Linked DNA regions of Homo sapiens: region 1 is linked to region 2. Evidence: chromatin loops called from intact Hi-C (ENCODE). Cell type or tissue: B cell. All regions are shown on one strand.

Region 1 (2,500 bases), 260 kb after region 2:
GGAAAAGCAAGGTAACATTTAGTATGTGAGAGGTACCTGAGATGATTCCATGTCCCCGCAGAGAGTACTTCCTGAAGTATTTCCATGAGTTACTTCAGGAGTGGGCTGGTAGGGCAGCGGGAGGAGCTGAAGGGGATAGAAGGGAGAGTATATATGTGATTCAGATATGTATTTCTGACTTGAAGTGAAATATGCTGGAAAACTCACACAACTATGGTAAAGAAAAATTACTCAATTCCTTTTTACCCTCTTGTACAGTCACTCATTAAAAGATAAGAATTTCGGCCGGGCATGGTGGCTCACACCTGTAATCCCAGCACTTTGGGAGGCAGAGGCAGGCAGATCACTTGAGGCCAGGAGTTCGAGACCAGCCTGGCCAACATGATGAAACCACATCTCTACCAAAAATAGAAAAAAATTAGCCACGCGGCGTGGCACGCACCTGTAATCCCAGCTACTCGGGAGCCTGAGGTGGGAGGATGGGAGGATCACTTGAGTTCAGGAGGTCGAGGCTGCAGTGAGCCGAGATCATGCCACTGCACTCTAGCCTGAGTGCAGCGACATCTGACATCAGGGACTGCTGATGAGTTACAAAAAATAAATAAATAAATAAATAAAATAAAGAAAGAAAGAAATTCCTTTAGGAAACCTTGAATATGATTGAGATGACAAAACCCTTGGGAATGAGAAAAAAAGGAGCTGTGGAGATAAAAGTGAAAGTTCGGGATCTCAGAGGAGCTAAGAAACTTTGGTACATGAGAAATTGGATAAATGGAAGAGTATCTGAGACAGAAAAGGATTAAGCAAACAGAGGATTGTGGCCAACATCATGGCAAGGAAACATGAAAAGCAAGGTTTTGAGCAACCATGCTGCAGTAACTTCCTAAAACATTGTAGTCTCCACAGTGTGCTTAGGGCAATATTTACAAACCTACAGGCTGATGTTAAAATGGTTTTGTGCTCAGGTAGCATGTCTCCTACAGAGACAGGAGGCAGGAGACAAGCCTGAGTTGCAAGGGTAATTAGAATCAGCCAGAAAAAGAATGGAAAAAGAAAGTTGGTGTGCAGGGAGAAGAATTTATTTGAACTTCTCCATCAAGCGTGTTCCGTTATAGGCACAGCACAGGCTGTGGGCACAGCACCCTCTAGTGTCTGGGAGAGTCACTGCAGCTTTGCTGTGTGGTAGGAGCACAGTTGTTCAGCTCCGTTAACTTGAACAAATATTTACAGTAGTGTTCTCTCTAGTGACCCAGGGCCTACTTGGTGTGCATGACTGTTGTTCTAAGCTTTAGTCTTACCACCTCTCCACCTTGAAATGGGGCGTTCAGGTCTGGCCTGGCTGGAGGCAAGGCTATGAATTGTATGCTGTGGAACTGTCTTTCAGTGTCTGTGAATTTGCCTACTAGTGCCTTTAGCAGGGAAGGTGGGGTGCTCTCCCATGTTTGAAATAAAGGCCTTAGTCTTTAGTTTCAATTTAACCTGCAGTTCAACATTTCACGCAGTATAATGCAGCCATAAAAAAGAATGAGATCATGTCTTTTTCAGGGACATGGATGAAGCTGGAAGCCATCCTTCTCAGCAAACTAACACAGAAACAGAAAACCAAATACCACATGTTCTCACTCATAAGTGGGAGTTGAACAATGAGAACACACGGGCACAGGGAGGGTAACATCACACACTGAGGCCTGTCGGGGGGTGCGGGGCAAGGGGAGGGAGGGCATTAGGACAAATACCTAATGCATGTGGGGCTTCAAACCTAGGTGATGGGTTAATAGGTGCAGCAAACCAGCATGGCACATGTATACTTATGTAACAAACCTCAGGTTCTGCACATGTATCCCAGAACTTAAAGTAAAAAAAACAAAAAAAAATCCACTTGGTATAACAGAAGGATCGCTTTACACAGCGGTCACTGATGTCTGATGTGGGACCAGCAACAACTTTAAGGAAGGTTTTGGTGACAATCAGCTATCATAAGGTGGCTATTTCTAGACTGATTACCTCCCTCCCTCCCATCCTCCCTTCCTTCCTTCCCTCCTTCCTTCCTTCCTTCCGATGTAGCCAGTCTAAATTATCAAGAGATAAAAAAAAACTCCCTTAAGCCCTTTTGCCCCCATCAGGCTGCTTTGGATGCAGCTCCACCGTTTACTGCCTTAGTGTTACCATGGGTGGGTTCCTCAGTCTCATCATATGAAAAAGGGACAATAGTAGGATGTACCATGTAGGGTTTCTGTGAGTATTAAATGAGGTAATGCCTGTAAAGCACACCGTACCTGACATAAAGAAGCCATTGAGCAATATCAGCTAGGCAGCAATAACATTAAAGCTTTGAGCTTTGTTTCATGGGAGAAGAGGTTCAAATTAGCACTGAGCCTCTTCAACAGAAAGGGCTGGTAACTTGACATAAGTGAAAACCTCTGACCTTCCTTGGAAACACTAGTTTGGATAGTGGTTATTTAACAAGTACAAACACTTGAGTTTGGGGCCAAGCAGTGTA
Region 2 (2,500 bases):
GCACTGGGCTTGGAGTCTGGAAACTTAGGACAACAGAGCCACACCAGCCACATGCCCCTCAGCCAGTCACCTCTCTGAGCCCAAGTTGCCCTGAAGCAGGGGCTCTAGGCTTCCCTTAGAGTTGTTCTGACACTCCCAGGGGAAGATATCCTCGGCAGGTGTTACTAGCACTAAGGTGGGACAATTGTTGCCCTCATCTCCAGGACTGCTGTGTGTGCTGCTGGGCCTGGCTATGGCGGTGGCCCACAGGATGCAGCCTCACAGGCTGAAGGCTTTCTTCAACCAGAGTGTGGATGAAGACCCCATGCTGGAGTGGAGTCCTGAGGAAGGTGGACTCCTGAGCCCCCGCTACCGGTCCATGGCTGACAGTCCCAAGTCCCAGGACATTCCCCTGTCAGAGGCTTCCTCCACCAAGGCATACTGTAAGGAGGCACACCCCAAAGATCCTGATTGTGCTTTATAACATTCCTCCCCGTGGAGGCCACCTGGACTTCCAGTCTGGCTCCAAACCTCATTGGCGCCCCATAAAACCAGCAGAACTGCCCTCAGGGTGGCTGTTACCAGACACCCAGCACCAATCTACAGACGGAGTAGAAAAAGGAGGCTCTATATACTGATGTTAAAAAACAAAACAAAACAAAAAGCCCTAAGGGACTGAAGAGATGCTGGGCCTGTCCATAAAGCCTGTTGCCATGATAAGGCCAAGCAGGGGCTAGCTTATCTGCACAGCAACCCAGCCTTTCCGTGCTGCCTTGCCTCTTCAAGATGCTATTCACTGAAACCTAACTTCACCCCCATAACACCAGCAGGGTGGGGGTTACATATGATTCTCCTATGGTTTCCTCTCATCCCTCGGCACCTCTTGTTTTCCTTTTTCCTGGGTTCCTTTTGTTCTTCCTTTACTTCTCCAGCTTGTGTGGCCTTTTGGTACAATGAAAGACAGCACTGGAAAGGAGGGGAAACCAAACTTCTCATCCTAGGTCTAACATTAACCAACTATGCCACATTCTCTTTGAGCTTCAGTTCCCAAATTTGCTACATAAGATTGCAAGACTTGCCAAGAATCTTGGGATTTATCTTTCTATGCCTTGCTGACACCTACCTTGGCCCTCAAACACCACCTCACAAGAAGCCAGGTGGGAAGTTAGGGAATCAACTCCAAAACGCTATTCCTTCCCACCCCACTCAGCTGGGCTAGCTGAGTGGCATCCAGGACGGGGGAGTGGGTGACCTGCCTCATCACTGCCACCTAACGTCCCCCTGGGGTGGTTCAGAAAGATGCTAGCTCTGGTAGGGTCCCTCCGGCCTCACTAGAGGGCGCCCCTATTACTCTGGAGTCGACGCAGAGAATCAGGTTTCACAGCACTGCGGAGAGTGTACTAGGCTGTCTCCAGCCCAGCGAAGCTCATGAGGACGTGCGACCCCGGCGCGGAGAAGCCATGAAAATTAATGGGAAAAACAGTTTTTAAAAAACAAAAGAAAAAAAGGTTTATTTACAGATCGCCCCAGGAGACTTTCCCTGGTGCCTGCGGATGTCCGAGGCCTCGCGCCAGCAGCGCTCAGTGCCCTTCCTGGAGCTCTCCTGGCCCAGGCCTGGCGGGCACTGCTTCCCGGCCTGCGATGTCCCAAGGCGGGGAAGGAGTCCAGATTGGGTCCCCCTCACAGGTTAGTGGTGATACATTTTAAGTCTGGGAGAGCGGCCTGCTTGTGCAGTGGGTCGCCGAGGATAAGAGGTGAGCCCCCTCTCTCCTGGCTGCAGTCCTTGGCGCTTTGGTCCAGAAGGGTGCGAAGAGCGCTGGGCCGAACATACTGGAGACTCACCACGGCCCCTCCGAGGAAGAGGCACAGGACGCCTGTGGCGGTGGGGATCGAAAGAAAGGAGGGCATGTGGAGTCAGGGCTATGTTGCCCAGGCTGGTCTCGAACTCTGGCCTCAAACGACCTTCCTGCCTCGACCTCCCAAAGTGCTGGGATTACAGGCGTGATGCCCGGGCCTTCTTCCATCTTTTGGAGCCTACCCCTTGTGTTACCTCCCGCCACACACCTCTAATCTGAATTACATGAAACACGGCAAGACACCAAACCCTTCTGAGCCCCCCACTTTTCATCTGTAAAATGGTCATAACAGTGCCTGTTTCTGCGAACTATTGAGAGGGGCAAATAGGGTAATAGATGTGAATTCATTCTGTAAACTGGAAAGTGCACACCCGGTGTGAATCCTGTCTCCACCCTTAGCCCCCGGGGCCCATTCTCTCGGTCCTCACCGGTTGCCAGCGTGACCCAGAAGGCGGCGCCGTACTGAGTGGTGAGCGCGGAGGAGCCTAGGCGGAGCGGGCAGAGCGGCACGCTAGAGATGGAGGCCAAGGCGAAGACCCCGAAGAGCGCGAAGGCTCCGGTGGTCAGCAGTGCCAGGCCTCCGTAGAGCGGGGCCGGCGTGGAGAGCAGCACGTTGGAGAGGAGCCAGAAGCAGAACGCCACCCTGCCGGGGAGTGGGGGGACCC

Evidence for each region. Peaks named below come from ENCODE experiments on the same cell type or tissue, not always from the same donor. Only the 100,000 strongest peaks of a DNase experiment are listed, where the experiment ranks them.
Region 1: it touches region 2 in a loop (8-fold over the local background); 4 of 110 quality-filtered maps call a loop at or near these places.

What each region holds. Positions count from the first base shown.
Region 1 is chr15:44,852,176-44,854,675 of GRCh38, reverse strand. LOC105370798 (a long non-coding RNA gene) reads right to left here and starts at 119. Exons shown (of 2, transcript XR_932185.3): 1 at 37-119. It also overlaps the pseudogene SORD2P. In B cell, CTCF peaks have their summits at 911 and 1,168 (motif pointing left); a DNase peak (open chromatin) is centred at 1,145.
Region 2 is chr15:45,117,069-45,119,568 of GRCh38, reverse strand. DUOXA2 (dual oxidase maturation factor 2) reads right to left here. Exons shown (of 6, transcript NM_207581.4): 5 at 2,264-2,478; 6 at 1,148-1,853. The coding sequence ends at 1,660. It overlaps DUOXA1 (dual oxidase maturation factor 1), which reads left to right. Exons shown (of 9, transcript NM_001276266.2): 9 at 204-2,203. The coding sequence ends at 463. Among named protein-coding and RNA genes, the nearest start is that of DUOXA2, 4.0 kb to the right of the region's middle. RefSeq lists an enhancer at 1,401-1,600. In B cell, CTCF peaks have their summits at 1,083 and 1,286 (motif pointing right); a DNase peak (open chromatin) is centred at 1,308; H3K4me3 peaks cover 1,064 bases; H3K27me3 peaks cover 1,754 bases.